Linked DNA regions of Homo sapiens: region 2 is linked to region 1. The links are chromatin loops, found by intact Hi-C in ENCODE. Cell type or tissue: CD4-positive, alpha-beta T cell. All regions are shown on one strand.

Evidence for each region. Peaks named below come from ENCODE experiments on the same cell type or tissue, not always from the same donor. Only the 100,000 strongest peaks of a DNase experiment are listed, where the experiment ranks them.
Region 2: a loop joins it to region 1, with 7 times the contacts of the local background. A loop is called at or near these places in 6 of 110 quality-filtered maps.

What each region holds. Positions count from the first base shown.
Region 1 is chr1:218,281,163-218,289,162 of GRCh38, forward strand. RRP15 (ribosomal RNA processing 15 homolog) reads left to right here and starts at 4,131. Exons shown (of 5, transcript NM_016052.4): 1 at 4,131-4,293. The coding sequence starts at 4,155. RefSeq lists enhancers at 3,509-3,578, 4,109-4,388. In CD4-positive, alpha-beta T cell, no CTCF peak of the experiment used is centred here; a DNase peak (open chromatin) is centred at 4,079; H3K4me3 peaks cover 1,948 bases; H3K27ac peaks cover 1,041 bases; H3K27me3 peaks cover 1,136 bases.
Region 2 is chr1:217,623,496-217,631,495 of GRCh38, forward strand. It overlaps GPATCH2 (G-patch domain containing 2), which reads right to left and starts at 7,595. Exons shown (of 10, transcript NM_018040.5): 1 at 7,421-7,595. The coding sequence starts at 7,476. SPATA17 (spermatogenesis associated 17) reads left to right here and starts at 7,849. Exons shown (of 11, transcript NM_138796.4): 1 at 7,849-7,951. The coding sequence starts at 7,884. RefSeq lists enhancers at 7,534-7,603, 7,634-7,873. In CD4-positive, alpha-beta T cell, CTCF peaks have their summits at 7,518 and 7,722; DNase peaks (open chromatin) are centred at 7,596 and 7,846; H3K4me3 peaks cover 1,558 bases; H3K27ac peaks cover 934 bases.

The DNA of each region.
Region 1 (8,000 bases):
ATAGGCAACAGAGTGTGATCTCATCTTTAAAAAACAAAAGCAAAACAAAAAAACTCGTTCAAAAATCCGCCTTCCTGAAATTTCCCTTTGAGGTGCTAGAAGAAGCTGTGGATGGCCAGGTGTCTCGCTAGAGGCATTCAGGAGTCAGATGCTGGAGAAGCCTTCTATGCTACAGGAGAACGTGAATATACTTCAGCACCCTGATGCTGGAGAAGTTTCCACAGGAGTCTGTAGAGAAAAGCACATCAGAACCAGGAAGATGGCCCCTTTTTCTTATAATGTCACTCTAATGCCCTCTACTGACAAATCTGAACATCTGGCCTTCAGGCAAATAAAAATATTTAAGAGCCCAGCTCAATTTTCACAGAGCAGCCAAAAAGGATGAATTTAGAGCCGAGAGGCAATAAGCTGATAACTAGCATAGGTTTGTTTGTAAAACTCTTACACAAGCATTTAGGTGACTTCAGTTATTTCCACCATACAGTGGGCATTCCGTTTCAATATTGTCAGCTATTTTGGTTCATTGTAACAGCAGAAACTATTTTTTTAATTCATGAATTCCAGTGCTTGTTAGAAATTTCTGTTGCCTAAATCAAAACCACAATGAGATACCATCTCATGCAAGTCAGAATAGTGATTATTAAAAAGTCAAGAAACAATAGACGCTGGAGAGGCTGTGGAGAAATAAGAATGCTTTTACACTGTTGGTGGGAATGTAAATTAGTTCAACCATTGTGGAAGAAACTGTGGCAATTCCTCAAGGATCTAGAACCAGAAATATCATTTGACCCAGCAATCCAATTACTGGGTATATACCCAAAAAATATAAATCATTCTACTATAAAGACACAGGCACACATATGTTTATTGCAGCACTATTTACAATAGCGAAGACATGGAACCCATCTAAATGCCCATTAATGATAGACTGGATAAAGAAAATGCGGGTACATAGACATTAGGAAATACTATGCAGCCATAAAAAGGAATGGGATCATGTCTTTCACAGGGACATAGATGAAGCTAGAAGCCATCATCCTCAGCAAACTAACGCAGGAACAGAAAACCACATACCACACGTTCTCACTCATAAGTGGGAGCTGAACAATGAGAACGCATGGACACAGGAAGGGGAACAACACACACCAGGGCCAATCGGGGATTGGGGTGTGACAGGAGGGAGAGCGTTAGGACAAATAGCTAATGCATGCAGGGCTTAAAACCTAGATGACGGGTTGAAAGGTGCAGCAAACCACCACGGCACATGTACACCTACGTAAGAAACCTACACGTTCTGCACTTGTATCCCAGAATGTAAAGTAAAATTTAAAAAAAGAAAAAACAGGAAGAAAAAAGGAAATTTTTGTTGCCTATTCTGACTGTATGCTAAGTGATAAAGCACAACCCTCTGAGTGGGCAGTGCAACTCCGTGGTTGAGCAGACTCTGCAGTGGAGTGCTTGGGTCTGAATGTGATTCTGCCATGTACTGGTTGTGTGACGGTCAGCAGTTATTTACCCTGTGCCTCTGTTTCCTCATCTATAAAATGGAAAAAATAATAGTACTTAACTCATTAGCTTATTGTGAAGATTAAATAAGCTAACATAGGTATCTCCAACTTAACAGCAGTAATCAATTTCTGAAAATCAGACTTCTGGATAAAAACCTGGATCCTATTTTATATTATTTTAAAGGAAGAAAAATGTGAATGTGTAACAAATCAGCCATTCCTACCCTCCAGGCAATTTCTTAAATTGCAACTAAACACAAAAAAAATTTCTATATATACGTAAACTCACATTAACATGTTAAATGCACAAAACATCACTTCTTGATCACTAAATAACACTAACATTAATGCAGGAACTTTGTGTTTAATATGCAGGAACATGTTTTCCATTGAACCACTGCAATCATTTTTTTTTAACTTTGCTTCCTTCTCTACAACTTTCTCCAGTGCATTCCCAACTTTATTTGGAACTCCTTGTTCCAATTTACATTTAGCCCTAGGCAAAAGCAAGCATTAGCTATGAAAGACAGCAAAAAAATAGGTTCCAGATCAGGACACAGTGGTAATGAAAGGATCACACTGAGCAGGATGGTGAGAGCTGCTGGGCATCAGCAGCATCCTAAAGGGCACCTCTAAAGTGCACCCCTTTTTATTTTGTCAAGAGTAAGGGTCTCACTTTGTCACCCAGGCTGGAATGCAGTAGTGCAGTCATGGCTCACTGCAGCCTCGAACTCCTGGACTCAAGTGATCCTCCCATCTCAGCCTTGGAGAAGCCAGGATTACAGGCTGGAGCCACCATACCTGCCATCTTGGCTCACTGCAATCTTTGCCCCTCCCCGCCCCTCTGGGTTCAAGCAATTCTCACCTCAGCCTCCTGAGTAGCTGAGTAGCTGGGACTACAGGTGCTCACCACCATGGCTGGCGAATTTTTGTATTTTTAGTGGAGACGGGGTTTCACCATGTCGTCCAGCCTAGTCTCTTAACTCCTGGCCTCAAGAGATCCTCCCGCCTCCGCCTCCCAAGGTGCTGGAAATACAGGCATGAGTCACCACGCCTGGTCAATACCTGCACTTTTTAAAGGTTTAAACTGGAATCTCATCTCTTACCAACTGTATTCAAAATGTCATTTTTTTTCTGCACAATTTTTTGTTGTTGGTGGTGGTGGTGGTAGATTTTGTTTGTTTGTTTTTGAGACAGAGTCTCGCTCTGTCGCCGAGGCTGGAGTGCAGAGTCGCGATCTCCGCTCACTGCAACCTCCGCCTCCAAGGTTCAAGCGATTCTCCTGCTTCAGCCTCCCGAGTAACTGGGACTACAGGCACTCGTCACTGCGTTTGGCTAATTTGTGTATTTTTAGTAGAGATGGGGTTTCACCATGTTGGCCAGGCTGTTCTCAAACTCCTGGACTCAAGCGATCCACTTATCTCAGCCTCCCAAAGTGCTGGGATTACAGGTGTGAGCCACCGCACCCGGCTAGACCCTCTCTCTCTTAAAAGACAAAAAAATTAAAAACCAAGTTTAAAAATGTTGTATTGAGTTTTTAGGATGTGAATATATATTTATTTCCTACATAAACATCTACTGGAATATGTCAAAATGAGGATTCTTGTTTTTGTTTTTGACTTATGGGTATCACAATCTATGAACCTCCTTAAGAGGGGAAAGGGAAAACGCTAAGTTTGGGGAAAGCCTTTAGAACAAGTCTAGCCAGTAAAGGTTTGCTGCATTATCCATCTGAGTCATTAACTTTGTCAATAGTTATATTCTGTCACTCATTCATTGATTCATTCATCCCTTCCAAAAATATTTTTGGAAAATTCACTTCAGGCCAACTTCTGTTGCTAACCTTGAGGGGACATGGTAAATGAAATACGTTCCCCTCCTGCGAGAAGCCAACATTTTAGGGGGGAAAATGAAGGCCGACTGTGGTAGGTGCTTCGATGGAACTAGGAGCTGGTGACAGAGGCTAACTTCAGAGAAAAGCTAGCCCCGGGTGGGAGGCAGGATCCTCGCGCGGATAGCAAGGTATTCGCACCCTCGGTCTGCACTGCGCAGTCGGGCGCCAGAAACCCTCCAGGCCCCAGCCGGGTCCGAGGGAGAAGGGTGCGGTTGGATTCAACACCCGCCCCAGGGAAAGAAGGTGAGTCTATTCGGTTTGCAAGAAAGGTCTCGCGTGTTATCTTGGGCGGGGGGATGATACGATCGTATTCTAATTATCGGCCCCCAGTGGATCTGTCCCGCGTCCTAGCTGCTGCGGCGTTCAGTGGGCACGTAAGAGACACCTGAGGAGGACACTAAACCAACATTAAGGCAGCAGACAAGGGAAGCCGCCGAGGCTAGGAAATCAAAGTGGACCGCGCTGGGCTGGGGACGGGCTGGGGACGCACTGGGGCGGAGGACCAGGGCACAGGCGAGCTAGCGGAGGAGTCGGCTGAGGCCATTCAGCCGCTGATTTTCGTCCTGGAACGGACTTCGCGTAAACACACCGAGCCATTCAGAGCTCTCTCCAAGTCACATTCTGAGGCTCCGGCCCCGGAACTCTGGGCTAGACGACCCCGCCCCGGAACCTTGTGTTACCGGCACTAAATGCAGAAGTTCCTCTGGTTGCCACCGGACGCAACTGTCAGGTGACGCTTCCGGCGCAGAAAAATGGCAGCCGCCGCTCCGGACTCACGTGTGAGTGAGGAAGAAAACCTGAAAAAGACCCCAAAGAAGAAGATGAAAATGGTAACTGGAGCCGTAGCGTCGGTGCTGGAAGACGAGGCCACAGACACTTCTGATAGTGAAGGTAATGTGGTAGGGCTGAGCTTTGGTGTCTGGGAGGAAAGGCGGGGCTGAGTTCGTGTCAAGCAGCGCTTGCGACTTCATTTGCTGCTAGCCACCTGGGTTTTATCTTGGCACCACTTCAGAGGGGCGACTTTGGCTTAGTGAGGAGGCTTGGGGAAGTCGTGTTCAGAGAAGTAACGCTGTCAACTGTAATTTTGAGTTTCCACATTCTTTTACTAGGTATTTTCAGGGTCACCATTATTAATTATAATAAAATGGGTGAAACACCTGCAGCTACCGAGAAACTTACAGTAGCAAAGGGTGAAAGGAAGAGGGTACTTGAAAACAGGAGAAGAATGGGTCTCATAGGGTGTAAGAAGCAAAAGGTTAAAAGAGGTAAGAGGAAGAAGGGGGTGTACTTGACTTTTTGTGCGGTAGATGTGTGCGTGTTTTAGAGACTAAATAATAGTGAATGAAAGAAGAGTTTGGTGGTTAAGGTCGATTAAAAACTGGTAGTGTTTGATAACTATGTCTCTCAGAGACGCTTGATAATAAAAGGAAGGAAGGATGTGTTTTTGAGGCTTTCAACCATGCTGTGTCTGTTGCTCCTCTTTACCATCATTCTTGGCACCAGCTTATTAGGTTACAAGGAATTGCAGGTAATCCCTGACTTCCTACTGCCCAGTTATTGCTCCTTTGTACCAGCTGATACCCAAAAAACAGACAGAGCTATTCTTTTATAACGTATTTCTAATTATGCCCGCTGTCTGTTTGAGATGATCCAGTGGCTTCTCATCTCAGTATATAATATCCAAAATCCTTAGGCTGTATGATTTGGGCCAGGTTGTCTGTCATAGGCCAATATGCCCCTCACAAACCACTAACTGTAATCATGCCATACCGGTATGCTTGTGTTTAACACCTTAAACATGCTCCCACACCATGGTTTCTTCATTTGTTGGCTCCGCTGCCTAGAATAGTTTTCAAATGCTTGGCATGTCTCTCCCTCACCAGCCTCTGATCCAGTGCCTTACCAGAGAGACTTGTCCCTGACTACCCTATGTAACGTACCACCACTACTCTTCTTCCTGCCTTCTTTTCTTCACTTTTTGACTTATTGCCCTGCTTTATTTTTTCTCAACCCTGCCCAAACCATTTGATGTATGTATTTGCTGCTTTCCCAATTGGAATATAAGTTCCATAAAAATAGAGCCTACTGTATCCCCAGTTCCTATTGCCTTGTGGGTCCTTCACAGATATTTAAGTAAATGAATGAATTAACCTGGACTTCCAGGACCAAGAAGAAAGTGTCATATGCTACTGCAATTCCTAGGTAATTAGAGTCTTCATCTCCTGCCACATTGTTAAGGAAAACAAACTATTTGTTGGGCCAAAATTAGAACTTCTGGTTCTGATATTTTTTAAATTCATTAGACTAGTTCAAACACTATTGTTCAAGAAGGGAAGAGTACTATATTTGCTATATTTGGAGCAAAATGTCAGTACTGCTTACAAATTGGATTTTTCTTTTTCTTTTTGAGACAGGGTCTTGCTTTGCCACCCAGGCTAGAGTGCAGTGGCACAAACAGGGCTCACTGCAACCTTGACCTCCTCCCCCACCGCCCCCCAAAGCGATCCTCTTGCTTCAGCTTCCCCAGGTAGCTAGGACTACAGGCGCATACCACTGTACCTGGCTAATTTTTTTTTTCTTTTTTTTTTTTTTTTTTGGTAGAGATGGGATTTTGCCATGTTGCCCAGGCATGTCTCGAACTCCTAGGTTCAAGTGATCCACCCGTCTCGGCCTCCCAAAGTGCTGAGATTACAGGTGTGAGCCAGCACACCTGGCCAAATTGGATTTTTCTATTCAAATACTGGATAATTCCAAGTTGGAACTGTTCTGACTTTTCAGCGTATTATTATAAATGCTGATTAGGTTTTAAGGTTCTCTTGCTGTTATAGATCAGCCACATTACGGGTTAAAAAGGTTTTTGGCCAATATGGAAACCTAATTTATCTAATTCAATTCAATGAACACTTGTTGTGTTCCCTTAGGTTCCAGTCACCCTCTAGGTGTTGAGGATACAAAGGATGAATATATTTCTGCATTAAAATTTCAGTTTTAGGAAAGATATTAAACACAGGACTGTAATATAGTGTATTAGTATAATTAAAAGGTAGTTTTCAAGATCATGGTTCAATTTTGGAAAGGTAAGGATGGAGACAGAGAAATTCATATCCTCTGGAACCCAGCCTAGGCGTTGCTTACTTATATCTTACGTGTATTATTGATAATATACTATGTTATTATATTTTAACATATCTCTCTCCTTATAGAGATAAGTTCCCCAAATGTCAAAAGTATGTCTTGTTTATTTTCACAGGGTCTTCTTTGCATACTTTAGTATTCAGTAAATTGTTTTGTTGAATAAATGTATAAGGTGGCATTCTATCTAGGCTTTAGAAGGATGAATAGTTTTCCTGACCTGGGAGTATAGAGGGCAGTTTTCTCAGACATAAAAGCATATACAGTGGCATGCGGTCTCTTAAAATTCATGGCCTATTTCAGACAAAGTAATCTTCTGTTATGGCTCCAGCTGTTCAGAGAAGTGACTAGAAGTAAAACTGGAAACAATGGTTAAAAGTAGATTATAAAGGGCCTTGTGTATTTGTAGGCAGCAGGGAGCTATTGAGAACTTTTAAGCAAGATGGTGACAGTTGTTTATAAATATTACTGCCAGATGTACGGTGACTGCCAAAGAGTGCCAGGACAGTTTGTAGGCAATTGCAAAATTCTATGTTAGGATCTGCACTAGGACACAGCAGTGAAGACAGAGAAGGGCCCCACTTGAAATATTTTTCAAAAAGAAAGTATTCAATTTTGCAAACAGGCAACTTTCATGTGAGCTTATAGCACCATAGGTTTTGGGCATACTACACTGTTAGAGGAATTGGATAATAACAATAGTTATACTTTTGGAACTTTCCTATGTGCCTGGTTCTGTTCTGAGTTCCTTCTATATATCAGCTCAGAGAATTCTGACAACTCTATGAGATAGATGCTGCTATTATCCTCCTGTTACATTTAAAAAACTGAGGCACAGAGGCTTATAACTTGCCCACTTCTGTACATAAGCAGATAAGCAAGTTGATAAATGATACAACAATTATTGAAGTTTGATTGTAGAGCTTATGCTCTTGACCACTACCTTAATATGTTTGAGGAATCAGGAGGACATAGATAATTTTAAAAAGTATCTGGAAAGTGAAAGCGTTGGGCCTTTGAATCTAAGGAAAGAAAGGATTGGGGACAAGGAGACTTTGGTATGGAGACAAACTTTTCTCCCTCCCACTCAAGAAGATTTCATCACCAAGGGACATTTTTGTGTTCAGATTTCTATAGCACTTCCAATGTTTATAACCAGAGTATTCTTTCCTTCCTTCCTTTCTCCTAAAATCCATATGTTATTTCTGGAAGCAAATTCCCCTGTTCACTCAATTGTATAAGAGGCACCTGTGATGGTACTACCTTTCAGAGTGACTTTGTGCTAGTTATTATTATCTACCCCAATTTCCTCATCTACAAAATGAGGATAATAATAATGTCTACTTTAGGATTGTTGTAACAATTAAATGAGTTTATATATGGTAAGCATTTAATATTTGGCACATGGTACCCACTCATAAATATTAGTGATGACGATGATGTCTCTTCTGACCTAAAAAAACTGC
Region 2 (8,000 bases), 660 kb before region 1:
AAATTTCATTCTTAGTAATATTAGCAGTTATATATGCAAAATTTCCCTAGAATCTCATGAAAACTGTGTCAGCCTTATTTGACTTTATGTTGCTTCTCTCAAGAGAAAATAAAACTTATTTTTAGGCTGGGGGCGGTGGCTCACGCCTGTAATCCCAGCACTTTGGGAGGCTAAGGCGGGCAGATCACCTGAGGTCAGGAATTTGAGACCAGCTTGGCCAACATGGTGAAACCCCATCCCTACTAAGAATACAAAAATTAGGCTGGCGTGCTGGTGGGTGCCTGTAATCCTAGCGACTCGGGAGGCTGAGGCAGAAGAATCACTTGAACCCAGGAGGCGGAGGTTGCAGTGAGCTGAGATCGCAACATTGCACTCCAGCCTGGGCGAAAAGAGCAAAACTCCATCTCAAAAAACAAAAGAAAAAACAAACAAACAAAAACCATATTTTAAAAAACACTGTAATTAGCAGAATCCAATTTATTCCATGATGTCACTCAAATATGAATCAACTACATATTACTTTTAAAAGCTTTTTTGAAAAAATCCTATAAAAACCCAGAAAAAATACAGACTTAACAAGTCCTACTCAGAGTTCAAATTATCTTTTTCCCCTTCAGTTTCAAATAACTACACTCTCCTCCAAGTCAATACCAACCAAAACCCATGCTAATGAGCCAGTAATATTATAGTCAATTAACGTCAAGCTGCTTCACTAACATCCCTCAGTTAAAACTGGCATCGGCAGGGCACAGTGTCTCACGCCTGTAATCCCAGCACTTTGGGAGGCTGAGGCGGCAGGATCACTTGAGACCAGGAGTTCAAGACCAGCTTGGCCAACAAGCTGAAACCCCGTCTCTACTAAATATACAAAAATTAGCCATGCACAGTGGCAGATGCCTGTAATCTCAGCTACTCAGGAGGCTGAGGCAGGAGAATCACTTGAACCAGGAGGCGGAGGCTGTAGTGAGCCAAGATCATGCCACTGTACTCCAGCCCGGGAGGCAGAGAGACTCTTGTCTCCTACTGGCCCATCAAAAACAAAGTGATCCTAAGAGACCATCACATGACCAACAGCTCTTTTATTTCCTTTGCCTTGGCAGTTTACACTGATGCATCAGAAGACCAATGTATTAAAACACTTTATCCTAGAGATAGTTTCTTAAATAAGAATTTCCTATTAAAGGGGAAACCTGGAAATATAGCACTTTTCTATACAAATCTGTACTTACTGAACAACCAGTTTTAAAGTTTGAATTATACTAAATTCAGTGAATGTACCACTTAACTAATTTGAGATTTTTATATTCATAATTGTAAGAGCCATTTTTCTTCATTTGGAACTCATTTGGAAATGAAATCTTCTGGGAACAGTTAATATTGGGTAATATCTAAGATAACAATAGTTCATCAATAGTTTTATTAAAATAGTCCGAATGAACAGAATACCCCAAAACAAAATTATGGCCCCAACATCTACATAAAGTTGGATTTTATGAAAGGAAATGATTTGGGCAGATGAGTACTTTGTTTTTTCGGGTGGTATTGGATTATGCTGAGCAATATAAAATGTATGATCAATCCAAGATTTGATATGCAAGCTTTATTTAAAAATGTTAGGCCAAAGGTCAAGTTTGTTTGTTTCGCTTCCTCTACCAAATACCCAGTAAATGAGTGAACTATTATCCTTGGGTTCCTGATCTATTCTAATAAATTCAGGCTCTAATAAATTCAGAAAAAGGCCTTCCTAAAAGTGGAATCCGTTTAAGAATAAGACCAATCAATGTAGAAAACAGAGTTTAGTGTTTTTCTTTCAAATATTTCTGGTTCAAGGAAGAAGAATCAGGAAGATGCTTTAGTCCTAACTTATTGCTTAATCTACCCTAAGAACTGGGAGTTGATTGATGGCCCATGAGCTCTTAAATGTCAGTTAGCAATATATTAATATAAGTGGGAATAGCAAGAGTGAAGAAAGCCCCAAAAACAGATTCCCCGAGAAATAAACAGTCAACTATTTTTACAATGACTATTGCTTTTTGAAGCCTCTGTTACCAATAATTGCTATTCCTAATAGTGAAAAATAAAGTATATATAGAAAAGTTAGTCAGGGAATAATTTCCTTGCCTAGATGCTGATAAAAACTGTGTAACAAGAGGATATGCATGTGTGTCTACTAAATAAACCCAAGTTCATATTAAAAACAAAAACTGGCCGGAAGCAGTGATCATGCCTGTAATCCCAGCATTCTGGGAGGTCGAAGTGGGTGGATCACCTGAGGTCAGGCATTCAAGACCAGCCTGGCCAACATGGCGAAACTCCATCTCTACTAAAAAATACAAAAATTAGCTGGCCGTGGTGGTGCACACCTGTAATCCCAGCTACCCGGGAGGCTGAGGCAGGAGAATTGCTCCAACCCAGGAGGCAGAGGTTGCAGTGAGTCAAGATCACGCCACTGCACTCCAGTTTGGATGACAGAGAGACTCTGTCTCAAAAAAAAACCTTCCGGATAGAACTCAAGGATAACTGATTATAGCTATTAGGTATCTAATTAAGGAAGAGGAAAGTAAATATTGTTTATCACCTAGTACTGGGTAAAACTCTCATCTTTACTTCTCTAAAACATGGATTATCAGTTCTTCAAAGTTAAGTAATTTTGGGAATGCAGTGCTAAAAGTAAGTTACCTGGTGTTAAGTACATCTGCTTAATTGGCTTACAAAAATGTAAGGGAATAAATAATCATTAATGTATTAGTTTCTGTATAAATAAAAATTCAGTGTGTACAAAAACACTGTACTAACACACAGTACATAGTCAAGGACTATGCTGCTGAATGTTATAAACTACTCACAAACTTAACACAAAGATAGTCTTGTACTTATACGCCTCCATTATCATATTAGCTTTTATTTAAGATAGAAAATGTTGGTTGGTCCTAAAAGTATGCAGCAAACAGCTGAACCAAGCAGATTAAAAGTAATGCATAATAGTGTAGACTATGAAAATGAGTGACTAAACATGCAAATGGTGAGCCTTCAAGATGCCACATCAAGGCTAAATGACTAATGACTTTATGACTAATTTAACACCATACGATCCCTAAGAATTATCTTAAGATTTCTGCTGCTTATGGGAATTTATATATTTCCCTCCTCAATGGGAATATTATTCATCAAATAAGTCCTTATCTCAACCTAGGAATCTATTAAGAGACTATGTCTTCAATTTTCTCCTTTTATATATATGTGAGGGAGTGGGCAGGCATTATCTTAGGAAAATTATCAATAACCCTAACACTAAATGTCGACACTTATGCTAGTTTAGAAAATCCTTGACTCACCTATTTAAATTATTAATCAAAAGTAAATTTTTTCTCTCTTTTTGAAAAAGGTAGGGTGGGATAGGGAAGAATTATCTTATTCTGAAACATGTAAATGATTAATTACAACTTTACATTAATATTAGGCAATAAATAGGAAACACCATTCTCTAGGGAAAAAAAAAAGGCTGGGAGAAAACTACAGAGAACATGAGCTTAGAAATCAAGGCTATGAATTTGGTAGCTAATTCCAGTTATATTCATTAGCTATAGGACATTGGACAAATTACCTATCTTCTGATTCTGTTTATTCATCATAAAAATCTGCATAATTTCTACCTTGAAAAGATTTTTCTGAGGATGAGTGGGTACTTAATGTTCAAGGTAAGTTATTTCATGTTTCAACGACCTCTACCCACAAATAAGAGAAACTGGTCACCAAAAGATCCCAAATAATTCTGCTTTTAAGATATAACCATACTGGGAATCTTGAGGGTATTATAGTTAAAGGCCTTCAATCTTTCTGAGGTCATGAAGCACTCTGAATGTCGGGAAAAGGAAGGCTAGCAGACATATATAAATTGCTGCATACAATTTCAGTAAGTTCATGGACTCCTTGAAGACTCTATGGAGCTAAAAAAAAATTTTAAATCCCAAATTAAAAAAAATTAATGCTATGTATCTGACCTATTTCCACCTTAAAAATATACATATGTAAAGTTAAAAAGATTAAATAATCCTTCCCCGTTAAAACTGGAAAGGAAGCAAAAGCTCCACTAACTTGTATTCAATCACGGGTGCTCCTGGCAGCTTCTACTTTGTCACCTTTGTTACCATAGGAACTTTCAGGAAGTTTTCTTTCCTCTTTACCATGGTTTGCTCAAAATCAAACCGTGAATGGCTTTAAGAAAAAAAAAGTCTAACCCTAGTTTCCAAATTAGTGATTTAATAAGGCAAGCTCATTTATTATTAAATCTGAAGACCATGCTTCTGATTTTTTTGCTACTTCATTTAATGACTTCATGAGTCATTCAAACTTTTCCTTACATTCTAATTGCTTTCAAAATGTAAACTATTAAAAAGCTGCCTATAGGAAATAAAGTCAGTTTAAAACAAAACAAAAAATTTAGAATCTAATAAGTAATTCATTATAGCTCTTGTCAATATGCATATATTCAAATGCATTAGGCAAACAGTAAGTAGGAAATGAGTCTTATTTAATGTTTATATTAACATACAGTAACTGTTCAATAAAAATTTACTGAACATATAACCTGAATTCCTATAACAGGAATGAGAATGAAGACAACTGAATATTAATTAGAAGCATACTGCTTGACACATAACAGATTTTAAAAAATAATCTGCCAGATGAGCAAACCAATGAATGACTAAATGACTGAACAAAAAACAAAAGAAAAACATAATGACTAAAACTTTTAGACAATCCATATTCCAAATTTTCTGCTACATTAACAAGCCAGACACTCTAGGCTTTTAGCTAAGTAAATGTGAAGTTAAGGAAAAATTATCAAAGACAACGTAAAGGCTTCCAGCTTGACATAAATATGGATGCTAAGAAGCTATAACAAATTTAATGAATTACTTGAACAAAATCATACTGTTTATTGCTTTGATTCTTAATTGTTGAAACAAAAACCTGACTCAAACCTGCCAGTATGCAACTAAGTTCAAGACTAACAAACTCCAAAAAACAAGCAATTCAAAAAAATGCACACCATTTACTATGCAGTTTTCTGGATTTCAATAAAATCAAAATACCTAATAGGAATGAAAATGCAGAAACAAAAGTCCAGAGTCAATATAGTTTATTTTAATGGCTTTTTTTTAAGCAAAGCCACATAATAAAGTTAAAAAAAAAAAAAAAAGAATACCATAGTTGAATACAGAAATTATCCACATTTACCCATTTGGTGCCTAAAAATTGAAACAGCAACGTCCACACTGGAGAAGTTGAAAAAGTCAAGATGGGAGCTAAATAAGTCAGAAAATCCAGACTGGTTAACAAATTTGGGCATCTAACTGCTAGGTTACATATTCCTTGAGATATTATATCTCATTCAGACACATAGGCAACATATAAAAGTGGTTAAGAATTTTGGGGGGGTATACTGGAATCATCCTGCAAATATGATACTTAGGCCAGTTACTTAAACCATCTTTGCTTCTGTGTCACCTTATCTAAAATGCAAAGAATGATACACCTACCTCAAAAGATTTACATGAGATGACACATATTTGTAAAACCTGGCACCTAATTAACTGCTTAGTAGCAGTATTCCCAGTGGGACTGGAATTTATTACTGGGATCAAACATACTTATATAGTAAATATCTGTTCAATTAATGAAGAAGAAAATTCCATTAAGAAATCTGGAATTTTTACATTCCAGATAGTCATACAGATAGTCATACAGATAGACTAGAAAATAAAGATCCAGTTTTCTGGAACATATTCATTCTGACAGAACAGGAATGACTTTAGAATTTCATTCAAAAATACTAAGTGCTACCACTTTGTTATACTCTGGTGCCATAAGAAATGGTGAGTTGTATGACAAGCGAGCCTTTAAAGAGAATTGAAGGAGGTTTCTCTCAGTACCTAACCATGATTTTAAAGGTAAAAGAAGTTGAGAGAATCAATCACATTCTGATGTAGTCACCTACCCTACAAATCAATAGCACCCTAGGAAGAGCAGACCAATCTACATAGGACATTTTGTCTCCCTGACTTAACCAAGATAATGAACAGTGAAACATTAAGACAGGTATCCTTGAGAGGGAACTGTGGGGTGATGGACAAATCCATTATCTTGTTTTGTGTGGTGTTTACATAAGTATATGCAATTGCCAAAACTAATAAAATTAAGCCTGTAAAAATTGTGCATTTCATTCTATGCTAGTTATACCATTAAAAACTGGTTCATTTAAAAAATGCTCCCTACTTTTCTCACTGGAAAATGTAATAATTTACAAATAGTATAATCAAATCTATATTCACTATAAAATTAACTACAGGATGATCAGGTCCAACTAGAAATATTTTGGATAAGGTATTCTTTTAACTTTTCAGTGATAGGTGATGGAAAAGCAATTATCTGAGATCACAGACTACTAGAATTCCTCATGTTCTAATTTTTGCAGAATCTAGGAATGAACACGCACCATTTAGCCACATTTCTTTCACCTGTTGGTCAGAACTTTATGTTTGAGGATTTTCAATGGGAAATTGCTTGTTTGTGTCACTGGTTGTCTTATGTTATGTTTGGAGGAAAAGGGCTTGGGAGAAAAACAGGACAGATAATACAGAGTGTTCAACTAGAAATCCCCAAATCAGGATTCTAGCTCTAGGATTAAAATGTACAGGGCAACTTTGGACACGGTACTTGAATTTTCTGTGCTTGTGATATTCTGCTATCACAAGGCTGTCATAGGATAAAGTGTATTAATTTGTGGAAATACTTTGAAAAGTCAAAGCAATATATTATTCTAACATGATACCATAGACATAGTCAAGCCCCAAACTTAATCCTGACAGTTATAGGTTCTTGGAAAGCCCCCATACATATCTCACTTTAACTTGAATAGAATGTTCAAGAGGGTGGAAACAGGTAGGTTACCCTCTCTCTTTAAAAAAGGGGGTGAGAGGGTGATGTGTTTTCCACGATTGAACTTCCAGAACTCTAGATTTCTGGAATTTATCTTCCAAAAGACTTGGTATAATCTGGTAAATATTGAAAGAGGAGTGGGGAATAAGGCCCGGATTAAGATAAATTCTTCCTGTCCCTAGTGTTGTCAACAATCAATGAGGAGATGAATTGCTCCTGGAGTACAGGAAGCTTGACTTCTAAAATATTGTTAAACAAGCAATCAGAAAACATTTACTGTATTCTTTCACAAATCTTTGGCACACACCCAAGAGCTCCCTCAAACTGCGTGCATCCCAGGAATGAGTGAGAGCAAGGCCTAGATGTCTTCAGATCATCCATCACAGCTCCCTCCCGCCTCCATTCCAGGTCCAGCGGAGCGGCCTCGGGCAATCACACCCTTCCCTGACCTCCCCCTCCCCAGGGCCGCCAGCCTCACCAGCTGTTCCCGGCTGCTGGAGCTCCGATCGGTTGGCGCCCGGCGGCCCCGAACATTAACGACACCCGGGAGCCTGGCCTCGAAGCTCAGGCCCGTGAACAGACTCCAACTACAACAGCACCGGCGACTTCCAAAGAGCAGTTCAGCATTTTGAGATGAGCTTCCGGAAGCCGACAGGCGGCGGAAACCGGATGCCCGGAGCAACCATTAGTTCTCCGCGTTTACTGCTTTCCCCTTCCTATAATCCCCTCTTCCTACTCGCAGTAGAGACAGAGACAAATAAATTAAACTTTTGTGCTACACAGAAATTTCTTAATTCTCTTTTTAGTGCTCTTAAAGTCAAAGCAGCATGAGAGAAAAGAGGAGTGAACAAAAAGTCGAACCCCGGGAGTGAGCTATGGTTTAGCCCAGTTACCATGGAGACCGGTAGTAACACCAGTTGTAAACCCAAGGCCAAGAGACCATGGCCACGTTAGCCCGGCTGCAAGCTAGGTCGTCGACTGTAGGAAATCAGTACTACTTTAGGAACAGGTAAGTCAGGAAGAGAAGGATCGCGTAAAGGGCGGGCGTGACTTTATAC